Regions from separate parts of the Mus musculus genome. Here region 2 is linked to region 1. The links are chromatin loops, found by intact Hi-C in ENCODE. Cell type or tissue: left cerebral cortex. All regions are shown on one strand. Each heading gives the region's core, and the rest is flanking DNA. Links, peaks and the distances in the headings are about the cores only.

Region 1 (8,553 bases), core at 1,880-5,879:
GAGAGAGAAGAGAAGAGAAGAGAAGAGAAGAGAAGAGAAGAGAAGAGAAGAGAAGATGGAGCAAAGACTAAATAGGAAAGACAAATCTCTTACACTATCAGTAACAAAGAAGGAACAGTAAACAAAATTGTTAATAAACACCTCGTTCATATTTATAAATGGTGGTGGCAATTGACTTGTTATAATAAATCATTTAAAAGACAGAGAAGCTATGATCAAAAAAATAAATAAATAACCAGAGAATACTTCATGAGAATGTCAACTGATAGAGCCAGTATGGAAAAAATCCTTCAACAGCTTTATTATGTTTAACACAATCTTTGTAAAAACAAATCCTTTTACTTTATCATTAATTGTGTGTGTTCAGATGTGTACAGGTGCCCGCAGAGGCTAGAGGCATGTAATTTGCTGAAGTTGAGGTTACAGGCTGTGTACTGCCCAAATAATGGGTGTTGGGAACCAAATTCAGATCTTACGCAAGAGCAGTATGTGCTCTTAACCTCTGAGCCATCTCTCCAACCCCAAAGTTCAACACAGTCTTAAGCAGATGGCCCAGAATTCCACTTATACACATCTATTCAAGAAAACAATTAAATCATGTTTTACAGAGACATATGAATGTCCACAACAGTATTTACATAATATATAAATGATGAAAGGAATCCAAATGTCATTACCAGGTGAGTGGATAAGAAAAATATGATCTACTGCAACAATAAAATACTATTTATCCATTAAAAGGAATGAAGCTCTAATAAATGACACAATATGAAGAACCTAGAGGACACACTAAGCAAAAGGTGTCAGAAGCAATGTATTTTATAATATAGTTTATTTGAAAAGCCCTGCTAAAGAAATACTAACTCATAACACAGACTAATTGTTGCATAGGATCGGGGATGAGAATTGGGGCAGGGGCTATTGAAAAACGAGGCAATGGAAATATTCTAAAATTAGTTTCTGATGATGACTGCACCATTCTGTAAATTGACTAATATCACTAACATGCATACTTTAACAAACAACACTATCTTTTAAAACCCTCTCAGACCATTAAACCTGAGACTTTGTGCCTCAGTCAGCCATCTATTAGCCGAGAGAATGACCCTCATGACCTTCTTAGCACGTTAGGCAAACAAAACCTTTTTCCACCTGCTTTCCTCCCTATCCATTCCCCAATTTACTATCCTGAAAGCTAACTTATCATTTAAAAATCATCATGCTTCATGTAGTCACTGACAGTGGATACACAAAACGTGTTTTCCTGTGCTTTCCCAATCTAAGACTCCTCCTGTCGTTCAGTGCAACTGATTGCCTTTGTAACCACATATGCTTCTTCAGCACAGTGTACATGCAGGGAAACAGATGAGCTGATCTGACTGTGCTTGCACACTTGGCCAAGTGTAACACGCCTCTAAACTACTTTGTCCTTTTGACTTCTGACTAAATGTCAGCGGCCTCTTTCCAAATTATTTAGTTTGTTTTACTTTGTTTGAGATAGTGTCTCAGTGTCCTAGACTGACCTGCTTACTATATAGCCAAGGATCAACTTGAACTTCTGATCTTCCTGCCTCCTCCTCCCTGCTTCTGGGATTACAAATGTGCACCACCATTCCCAGTTTATGCTGTGCTGGAGATTAGAACTAGGGATTTCCTACATGATAAGCAAGCACTCTACCAACTGAACTACATTTCGGGACTCTCTACTTTGCAGCATATAGTAGCATTTGCCCTACCCTTCTTTTCCGTCTTCCTTTCGGTCTCCCTTAGCCACTATCTCCTACTTTTACAATAGTTCCAATGACTTTTTGCATTCATCACAAAATCCATATCTTACTCCTTTCCCTTTCTGTCAAAAATTCCTTCCTAGACTAATTTTGAGTGATAAAAACAGAAGCTAGTAATTAAGCAGTAAAAAAAAAAGGCAGTAATTAGCCAAATACTACTATTCCCTCTAAATATTGATATACTAAACTCTTTCTTTATACATAAGATATTTGGGAAATATTTTCCTCCTTGGGTCTAAGGTCATTCAATCTTGCTGTTGATATATGTTTCAAAGCACCAGGAAAGCCAACAATTATTATGGAATATTTTAAGATTCTTTCTTTTATCCTAATCTCTAGCTAAAGAAAAGCTCTTTATGCAACAAAATGCTACATTTATTCCTTATAGAAAATGTTACAGCTTACTTTTCAATTCCAAAATAGCCAAGCTATTGAATATAGTGGAAACATTTAATATTAATAACGCCAATTCCTTGATATTTTGAACAATCTCTCTTATAACAGATTACTCCCCTCCTCATATGCCCAAATATTTTGCTTATTACCACTATTCTGCTGATACCAGGCTCATTCTAAACCCCCAGTTCTGTCAGAATGGATGCTCTACTACATCTGAAGGAGAAGAAAAGCTGGTATTAGTATAGAGGACCTCAATATTTATTCTATTACAGAGGAGCTGCACAACTTTATAGTCTTAATTGCAAAATTCGGTGCCACTGACAGATATGAACCAGTTGGTGCATTACCTAGTAACTCAAAATAGGTAATCTATGTATTTTAGCAATGTAAAGATGAGGTAGAATGTTTGAATGGGAAAAAAAAGAGAGCAAGTCACTACCGACCTGAATGAATTGTTTAAATTTTCTGATATTCAACTCTTCCTCTTTTTTAATGATTTTTTTAACTTCATGTACATCAGTGTTTTGCCTACAGGTATGCCTATGTAAGGGTGTCAGATCCCTGGAGAAACTGGAGTTACAGACACTTGTGAGCAGGCATGTGGGTGCTGGGAATTGAACCAGGCCCCTCTGGAAAAGCCAGTGCTTCTGATGAGCCATCTCTCCAGCCCATCAGTTCTTCATCTATAAAAGACATATAAAGATGCCTACCTCACAAGAGTGTTTGAATTACATGAGCTATGGTATTTGAAAGAATACAGCTTGGAATCTATAGAATGGGTGACGTTAATTAATGTGTCTCTAAACTGGCATACCCTCTGCTGCACACTCTACAGCTCCTCTTCTCCAACCCCAGTCTCTCTCTCTCTCTCTCTCTCTCTCCCTTCTCTCTCTCTCTCTCTCTCTCTCTCTCTTTCTCCCTCCCTCTCTCCCTCCCTCCCTCCCTTCCCAGAAGGGTTTCTCTTTTTCTCTTTGTAACCCTAGCTGTCCTAGAATGAGCTCTGTAAGCTAGGCTCAAAAGATTCTCCTGCTTCTGCCTCCCAAATGCTGGGCTTAGAGGTATGTGCCACTATGCCGGCTTCAGAACACCCATTGCAAACCTGTGTATCCTTATTTATAAGAACCAACCAAAATGCACCACTTCGCCCATTCTTTCCAATCAACTTTAGGCACCATGGCTGTTTGGCTAAAAGAACAGAGCTTTGGGAGTCAGACGAGACTCTGGATTTAAAAGCTCATTGTCATTTATTAGTTCCATGTCTTTGGACAAATTATTTATTCTCTTTGTATATAGATTGCCCTTGTGTGATATGAGACTCAATGTGGTACACCCCTCATAGGGTTGTGGGGAGATTAAATGAGATAAGTACACAGAGCACTTAGCACAGTCTATGATGCTTAGCAAGTCCGCAAAGTACCATTCAACGTAAGAAATTAATAGAAAGTTTCCTCCTTTGAAAAATGTTTACCCTTTTCTCAGAATTGAACAATCTCTGCGTAAGGGAATGACATATGCGTACCTTGAGATATTTTGGGCAATGTCCTAAACTCTCTTTTATAGAATTTGCTTTACCTCAACTGTCTGCATAAAGGCAAATATATCCCGCATTAATTAACAGACACTAAAACGAGAACGTCCCCTGTGTACAAGAGACTGACGTCCGAAACGCAGTATGAAGATCAGCACCCGCAGACCGGACCTCGAGAATTCCCTGGAGTTCACCTCTACCGGCCCCCTCCCCTTGGAGGCGCGCAAGCGTACACCGAATTTACTCCCTGGTCCCTCATGCCCCCGCCTCCAACCCCCGCGCCATCTACCCAACACGCAGGCGCGTCTCCTCAAGCGCTTTCCCCGCCCCCTCCTCTTTCTCTTCAGTCTGTTCCCCCTCCTCTCCCAGCAGCTCCGCAGGTTCAAACTCTTCTCCGGGAGAGTGGCGGCTATCGTGCGGTCACGTGATGAGCATCCTGCTGCCCAACATGGCGGAGTTCGACACCATCTCGGAATTGGAGGAAGAAGAAGAGGCAGCAACATCGTCGTCGTCTCCATCGTCGTCTCCGTCGTCGTCGTCGTCGTCGTCGGTATCTGGGCCCGATGAGGACGAGGAAGATGAGGAGGAGGAAGAAGAGGAGGATGAAGAGGAGGAGGACGAGGAAGAAGAGGAGGAGGAGGTGCCGCCCCCGCCTCGGGTAGTGAGCGAGGAGCATCTGCGGAGATATGCCCCAGACCCTGTGTTGGTGCGCGGCGCCGGCCACATCACTGTGTAAGCGATTGGGGTCGGGGGCTTGCAGAGGCTGAGATTTGACGACAAACCGAATGAGAAGGGCATTGAGGGGCCTGCGGAGTGGGGGGAGGGCTGACTAAAGCGTACTCTTAGCAAAGGGCACCTGGTCAAAATGGCAAAACCGCAGGTTGAATAGGTATCGTGTAAAAGAAGGGGGTGGGAGATAACGCTGCATCGACCCTGAGGAAAGAGTGAGCATAGGACATGGAGTTGCAGGGTAGGGAGCCAGAGAGACTGAAGTAGGGGCGATCTGCTCGTTCGTGCGCTGGCAAGTGAATAGTCTCTAAACTGCAGGATGTACTAGACTTCTCTGCTGCCAAGATTGATGGCTAGTGGAAAACGGCGACTGCTGTGGCAGGTGACATGATCTAGGTTTGGGTTCTTCAAAAACAAAACAAAACAAAAATGTGATGCATTTTGTGAATAATATAAGTATTCATCCACCCACATATTTGTCCATCCATTCTTCCTACCTAATGAATGAATATCGTCATCCTTTCTCTGTTGAACGCACTACTCTGACGTTCCTTTAATATCATATCCTTAGAGTTTCAGGTTAATAGGAACCTATGCAAAGTAGAAAGAGCAATGGATACAGAGTGAGAGATCTTGGTTGCTAAATCTCAGTTTCCCTTCTTACTGGCACTGTGACCTTGGTCAGTTGATTCTTACTTCCAGGCCTTGGGTTCCTCATCTCCAAAATGAAGGGTTCTGAGTGCGTGGTTTCTAACCCCCTTTGGCTCTGAAATAATTTAAGATGTCTACAGGGAATCGTGTATGTCCAGACATTAAATATACAAATATTAAGTATATTAAGTATATAGAAATTAGCCCTTAATGAATTGAGTTTAATTTCTTTAAAACTCAACCCAGATGACTTCTTTTACATTGAATCCTATGTCATATTTAAGGAAATAAAGTGTGCAAGGACTTCTTATCATCTTTGTTGCACAGTAAGAAAAAAATTGATCACTGGGCTTTGAAGAGTGCTTCCTCATTTTTATTGCTTGGATTGCACATACTTGAGAGTTTGAATATGGTGTCGTGTTCATGCTCTTGACTGTGGTGTCTTTTACTGCATTTTCAAACTATATTTGCGCCTTCCTATCAAGTCACACTCTCTTTAATTTTTATCATGGCTCACATAGTCCCTTTGACTCAATTGAGTGCTAGTACGAAATCATCCAGTGTGTACGCTATCTCTTAATTTTTAACATGTTAACTATTTTGACTGTAATACACCTTTTAAATCATTGAATGTATGTATTACCAAATGTTTGTCAATTGTGGAAGGCTTTGGAGGTGACTTTTGGGCCTTATTTTTTATTAGGTAATTTGAAGACAGTTTTTTTTCTTAGTCCAAGATTTTTGCAGATAACCTGTAATGTTCAGGTGCCAACTTCCTGCACCATTTTCCTTCCATTTCTTTTGTCACTAGGGAGACCATTATTCAAACTAATTATGATTCTGGTATCCAGGCTTCTTTTTTGTTTTGTTTTGTTTTGTTTTTCATTCCATGAAATTCTAAAATACTATCATGCCCACCACACTTGCTGTCTCGTTTTCCAGACTTTTTATGCAGATAATTTTCCATGACTAGACAAAGAAAAGGTATTTTCTATCCTGACCCATAATTTTATCTTCCAACTCCCCCCATTATTTTCTACAATTCAAGCAATGATTACATAGCAAGGAAGCATAATTTAAGTTCTCTAAAACTTCTTTGTGGCTCCATTCTATTTTCCACACAACCAATTTCCTTGTTCTCATTTAAAACAGAGCTCTGAGGTTTGCTGTGGCTAGCCTCTTATAGGTATAATTTTCTGCTATCACCACACACACACACACACACACACACACACACACACACAGTTTTAAAATTCTGGAGTTAGGTGTAAAGGAATGGCACTAATAGCATCTTAGTGTTAATTATTTGAAGAAAACTCTGAAAAGTGTAAGCCAGTCTTAAATTACTAAACATGAAAATTGTTTAGCTTTATTGTACACATTTTCTCATTTAGGAAGAACATTTAATGCTAAATATCTAACATTTTTAAGAAGAAGATTAAATGTTTAGAAGCCAGACATGGTGAAGCCTGTGATACCATCATTTGGTAGATTAAAACAGGGAGAGTGTCATGAGTTCAAGGCCAAACTGGAACACATGAGTTCCAGGCCGGCATGGGCTACAGAGTGAGACCCTGTTGTTAGTAAAATGTTTGTTTGGTATCAGAAACATGAACTATAATAACAGAACATCCCATCTGTCAAATGAAGCAAAATCCTTAACAAATAATCTTAAACTAATACATCTAAAATACCAATTTTTGTTTCATTTTTTTTCTGGCATAGGCATGTGTTGATTACCCTAAACTATATGTTATATTGGTTTTCTTTGGTTTTGTGGTGATGAAACTCAAACTACAGCATTGTGCATCCAGGCAAATGCTGTATCTCTGAGCTACAACCCTGGCCCTGTACCAATGTGAGTGAACTATTTCTTCTTCTCCTGTATACTGGCCTTTTTCTATCCTCTGTTCAGTCTTCATCTATAGAAGATTTGCTTCTATTCAAAGTTTAAAAATTGAGGTGTTGCCATCAACTGGATTTTTAAAAAAGACGGAAGTATTTTGTAGCTTTTTACCATGACTAGGAGATAAATATTTAAGATAGTATGTTTAACCTGATTGTAACTCAGTGTATCTTACACTCAACATTTTGTTTTGTTTTGTTTTGTTTTGTTTTGTTTTGTTTTTGAGACAGGGTTTCTCTGTATAGCCCTGGCTGTTCTGGAACTCACTTTGTAGACCAGGCTGGCCTCAAACTCAGAAATCCACCTGCCTCTGCCTCCCGAGTGCTGGGATCAAAGGTGTGCGCCACCACACCCGGCTAACATTTTTCCCCCCAAATGGGTTGTATTTCTAGTTGCCACATTTATAGTGGTAACACCAAAATTCTACTCTCCCAGGGTAATATCTGAAATCTTTGAGTCATTTTGATTCTTCTCCTTGAATTGCCCTATATCCAGTTTTCCCAGAATTGTATCATCATATATTTGGAAATTTGTTAAGATTTTTCATTTTCTCTATTCCTATTTGGCAATACTCTTGCTTGAGTTGCCATCCCCTTCTTGAATTATAGGCACAGCCTGCTGCCTCTCCCCGCTTCATTGTGTATGCTTGTGCCAAACTAATTTTCTTAAAATTCCATTTAATCGTGTCCTGTACAGCTACAAATCTGCATTGGCTCTTTATTAGATCTGAGTTTTCCCAACATTGCAATTCAAGGAGTTCCTTACCTAAAACTCATCTCTTCTGCTTTTCATACCCTTCTCTTCTAGCCTCCACCCAAGGTCTTTGTTCCGTGTTAGCCCCTGGCTCCAATAGTGCTTTACTTTGATTCTCCTTAGAATCTAGTCTAGATTGTCCTGTAATTTTATTCAATCCTTCTATGACAAAAACCTTCTGATACCCACATCCCTTTTACCTGCCCTCTAATCTCTCTTCACCAAATTTCTTTAAAGTACATACATATGCCATAGATACTTCCTCTCGGCTGGGTTCTGCCACCTTAACTGTGAAGAATCTGGCCTCAATCGAGATCACTATGATCAGACATTGGTAGTATGTATAGTTTTATAATAGAGTGCTTGCCCGGTGTATATTTTTCATTCACAGTCTTCTTCCTTTCTTGCTTCTTAAATACCAGTGATCTTCAGGATTTTGTGCTTAGTCCTCTACTTTTACTGTCTACACATCTTAAATGGTCTCTTCTTGCTTCTTGTGATCTAGTAATCCAGTGTTTCCAAATGTGTATCTCTGTACCAGACACTACTGAGGCTTTTACCTGGACTACTTCACTCTCATGTGCCTTTTTGTTCTTTATTCTCCGTTTCAGTTGAGTGTGTATCTCTTGTTACCTCCCTTTTCTTCTCATGTTTCCCAAAGTGAAGCATCAAAAAATGATTGATATAGGACTTAGATTTGCTTATATTCTTCTCCAGTGCCACTTCTCCGATTCAGGCCTCTTTTTCTACCCTAACTAGTTGTCTTACCTCTATCCTTGTCACGCTAACATCTGTCCTTC
Region 2 (4,834 bases), core at 406-4,405, 68 kb before region 1:
GTGTTTACAGAATGGCAGGCTTGTTCAACAAACACCAGTCCCTGTAATTTAGCAACAAATGTTTTTAACCCCAGAATACTTTCTCCAGCTCCCTTTATGTGTTTGTTCTTATACCTCATCATTGTGTTTCATTATGTAAAGATTAAATCGAAAGTATAAGCTAGACAGTCAAATAAAAATCTGCATATAGTTAATATCTGCTTATTTTTATGGGCTAGTTAGTAATGGAATTCTCTGACACTGGTATTTCAAAAACTTAACACAATTCTGAGAATTTTTCATTAAACTTAGACAAGTCCTTTACAATGTGTAACATATACACTATTTTCTCTCTTCTCTGGTGCAGTATATAATTCTAGAGTACTTAAAAATTTAATCACATGCTGTCCCTCCAGTTATAGCTCCATCATTTTACACACACACACACACACACACACACACACACACACACACACACACGTATAAGAGCATATCTTCTACAGAAGAATATCAGCTGTGATTTAAATTATTATATTATGTAAACAGAGGAGGAAAGCAGAATTAATTTTTTCCAAGTGTCAATGATGTAGAAATATCCTTCCTCAAGGCAGTAAAATCCTGATAAAGTGTTTACTTCTGTTAATTCTCACGGCAATTAGTGTTTAATAGGAATGCTAAAACTATAACCTTACAGTCAGTCAGGCTTTACTAAATAAAAGAAAGAAGATGAGAAAAAGTCATAGATATCAGTCTCCTACTTAAATTAATGTCTTTGGAGCCATGGTCCCAAAATGAGGGCTATGCTGGTTCTTTTTCGTGACCGAGTGCCACATCATTCCAAATAGCTACAAAGTTTGACATTAGTTCCAGAAACCCCAAACTTTGGCCAAAGTGGCAAACATTCATGTAAGTGACCATACAGCGTTGTATGAAAATTTTTTTTTGGTTCTGTAACTATCATACGTAAGGATGAAGAGCAATTTGGCAAGCCAGGTAAGAATCAAAGGAAACAGACTGGAGGGATGGCTCAGTGGTTAGGAGCTCTTGTTGCTCCTGCAGCATGCTGGCCTTTGTCTCCCAGCACCCACATGGCAGCCCCAGCTGCCTGTACTTTTAGTCCCAGGCTAACCAATGCCTTCTTCTGGCCTCCTTGGGCACCAGGCACACATGCAGCATAAAAAGCAAACACATCAAATAAAAGCAAGTAAGTCTTCTTGTAATGACCCTCAATGAGTTACTAGGCTGGATTTTTGAAGGACTTCCAGTTTTAAGAAAACTGATACTGATGAATTGCCAATTACCAACAATGGATCAGGACGTAGAAACAGTTTTCCTGTTATGAAACAATTTGCGATTTTTAAACTATCTTTTAATATACAAAGAAAACCTGTTTCTACTACAGATCAGTTGTTTTTAAGAAGGAGAATTTGTGCAAACATCAAGAAAAGCCACACAAGCTACAGCTGAAATTGTCAGCAGAGAACTCTCTTGAAAGTCCATTTACTCCACTGCCAAATCTTGGGGAGGGGTGGAGTTTGTTTGTTTTGGATTTACACAGAGATTGCTATCAAGCTTTTCCTGATCTTTAAACAATTCTGCTTAGAATCACTGTTATCTTTCTCCACACTGATAAGAATTGCCACACAGTTCTTTCAGTTCAGCGATTGCTCAGGGTCTCTGGCAAGTACTGAGGGAATGATACGGTCTCAAAGCCTCCTGGAGTCTTTTCACATAGCCATGGGACTATCCTGGTGTCTTTTAGGACCAAAAGACTCCCATCCAAATGCCTGTGCTTACAGACTTCATCTTGATTGCCCTTTAATCTCTCCGAGTTGTCTGCCCGCCAGCAAACAAAGACCCTGGAAATCTGCTCTGGCCCTCCTACAAAGACAAAGTAAACCAGTCTGGAATACTCCAGTTCCTGTCACCTTCCAGTTCAGTTCACTGCCCAATTCAACATGCAATTTTCCCACCACAAATAGAGCCCACTCTTTGAGGAATTCTATTGATTACAACTTCTAAGTGTATGTGACAGACCTCATCTGTTTCCAGCAACAAACCAAAGCTGGTGGTTTCCACAGTCCCTCTACAGAGGCTCAGTAATTTTGCAGGAGCATTTCAGTGCCAACATTCCCAAAGACAAAGGCCTCTCTCCTTCACTAAGGCATATTGCCTACAGACAGACTGTTAGAATAGCTGTAAACTCCCATTAAGAGAAAACTTACTCTGGTTGAAAGAATAGACTCTCTGGCCTGGGTAGAGACATAAAATCCCAGTTGTGCTAGGTAAATCACCCAGCTAAGGCCCATTCCTAGGAACTTGGACTTACCTTAAGGCATGCTAAAGAAATAGGCTAAAGAATTTTTTTCGTTAATGAACTACTGTATTTCTCTTTCCCAGAATTCCCAGCTCCTTCCCTCAGAGCAACCCCTATGGGCCACCATGACGTTCCACTGAGTCTGGCGACCTTCAGATATACAACTTCTGCTTTTTCTTTCTTTCCTGTCTCCTTCAGATGCTGGCCAGATCCTCAGTACTTTTTTTTTCTGACGTTTTGGGCCTCCTCGCTCTTTCTCTAAAGCTCCTCTCCTCAACGTGTGTCTGACTAAGCTCCATAACAACCTCAATCACGTGGCTTTTCCCTTCTCTCCTGCCTTCTCCTCTGGGCAGCTGCTACCGGTTACGGCTTGCCTGACATGGATTTTTTTTTAACTCCAATAAAACTGTCCTCGAGCTTCCATTTGAGTCCATCTTAAATGCTTTTGTTAAGGAAACTAAGAACCCCAAGAGAGGGCCCCATTTTCCTCCAAATCATCTGCCTGTATTTTCTGCAAGTCTCTAAAATCAAAAACGGAGGTTCCCATAACAAAGCACAGCCTTCCTGAGTAATTAATGCAGATGAAACCAACTGCAATTCTTTCCATGAATTCATGAAGTACTGTAGACTTGCCAGCTGAAATAACTCTAAGAATTCCCCCACCATCATTCACTGTCATGTTGTCAAGGTTTCGTGACAGGAGACCCTCAAGGTGCTGGGCTCTCACAGAGGATTGTGCCTTTTAAGCTTCTAGAAAGAGGAAGTGCAAGCCAGGGCATTCCACAGCTGGCACCTGTAGGCCACAGCTTGGTAGACTAAAGCAAACAAGGATGAGAGCCTCCGAGACTGATAATAAGATTGGAGTGGAGAACTTCACACTGACAATCGCAGAAAGCCACAAGGAAGCGTCTTCGGAAAGACAGAACGCCTCATTTTCCTGACGCAAAATTAGGTTGTTGATGGTGACTAATCTGCAGGAGCATAGCGGGTACTTCACAGACACCAGCCCCTATTGAGAATTTCGCAAGCAGATGTGGACCTCAAATGTTTCAGCCAAATGCTTCTTGCCACATTTCAAAGTACACTGTTGTTAGAAGGGGGACAACACTCCAGCTACAATCGTACATCATTGTTGCTAGATTTTCAGTGAGAACGCGACATTGGTTGATCTGCAGGGCTGGACCTGAGGTACTGTTTGAAGGCTGAGAGCACTGCAACATTACAGCTTGGCTGCAGCACTCAGTGGCGCTCCGCATTGGTTGCCCTGACAACCTCACCTCGACGCCCATGGGGGGTGGGGGACGGGGGGTGGGGGTGGCGCTCAGCAGACCTAAAGCGCTGCCACTGCGTGTCACAAGGCACGGAGGCCAGAAAGCTAGCTAGTATTGACACGTGGTCTTTCAATGCGCGGATACATGTCACTTCTCTGTTTACTTATTTGCGTCAATTAGATTTATTTAAGCATTGTTCTGTAGATTTCAGGACTTAAGTGTTTCGTGTGTGTGCGCGTGTGTTTATGATGAGGCCTTAAAGGAAAAATTGAGGTTTCCCTGAAGAGAATTTTGCCCCTGTGACATGCAATGCCAGCTTCAAAACACTGCTACCGATTTTGGTGCTGATTTCTGAGTTGGTTCAGGGTTTTGTTTTTTCCTGGAAATTACTAATTTCAGTGCTAAAAAGGGCAAAAAAGCATCCATTCCATGGTGATGCAATAGAGATATACAACATACTCTTTAGTCAAATATTAATAAAAGGCAAGATCTGGATGCCTATATAATGATCTCTTAAAATATCTTTCCAAAAAATAATGATTATAGTGAGATTAGCTTTCTTCTGGCTGCATTGAGAAAAGTAAGAAAATGGGGCTGGAGAGATGGCTCAGTGGCTAAGAGCACTGACTGCTCTTCCAGAGGTCCTGAGTTCAAATCCCAGCAACCACATGGTGGCTCACAGCCATCTGTAATGGGATCTGATGCCTTCTTCTGGTGTGTCTGAAGACAGCTGCAGTGTACAAATGTAATACAATAAATAAATAACTCTTTTTAAAAAGAGAGAAAAGTAAGAAAAGAAGCTGATGAGCACAGAACTATTTGATGATCTAAAATAATCTAAAATAATGCAAAAAAAAAAAAAGCTCTCTGGACAGGATTCATTGTCCTTTCAAGAGAAAAAACACAACTCAACAAATCAAGCAAACAAGAAATGTAACTCAATACAAGACCACATAAAATGAGCCCACAACAAGTATAATATTTAACAATGAAAGGCTGGTGATTCTCCCTTTAAGGTCAGTGAGTGTGCAGCAGGGTTCAAGGTACTGTAATAAGCAGCCCATTGAGAAGGTGGTATGTGGAGATGTGAAAGTAAAGCCAAAGCATCATGAGAGACCCCGGAAGGAAAGAGATGTCAGCAACAGGGGCAGCTATCTAAAGGAAGCACGGGAAACTGCCTGGAGAAGAGGCTCATGTGAACTACACCTAGCAAGGCTGTAGTCGAACTGCCCAACCCTTACTTCAGCATGGGCCAGGTGTCAATATT

Evidence for each region. A loop is a pair of places that touch in the nucleus more often than their neighbours do. Peaks named below come from ENCODE experiments on the same cell type or tissue, not always from the same donor. Only the 100,000 strongest peaks of a DNase experiment are listed, where the experiment ranks them.
Region 2: a loop joins it to region 1, with 2.4 times the contacts of the local background. A loop is called at or near these places in 5 of 42 quality-filtered maps.

What each region holds. Positions count from the first base shown.
Region 1 is chrX:103,352,444-103,360,996 of GRCm38, forward strand. Chic1 (cysteine-rich hydrophobic domain 1) reads left to right here and starts at 4,033. Exons shown (of 6, transcript NM_009767.2): 1 at 4,033-4,446. The coding sequence starts at 4,142. In left cerebral cortex, for the core only: no CTCF peak of the experiment used is centred there; DNase peaks (open chromatin) are centred at 4,005 and 4,688; H3K4me3 peaks cover 2,240 bases; H3K27ac peaks cover 896 bases.
Region 2 is chrX:103,285,565-103,290,398 of GRCm38, forward strand. It overlaps the pseudogene Gm19200. Among named protein-coding and RNA genes, the nearest start is that of 4930519F16Rik, 31 kb to the left of the region's middle. In left cerebral cortex, for the core only: no CTCF peak of the experiment used is centred there; DNase peaks (open chromatin) are centred at 2,605, 3,272 and 3,480.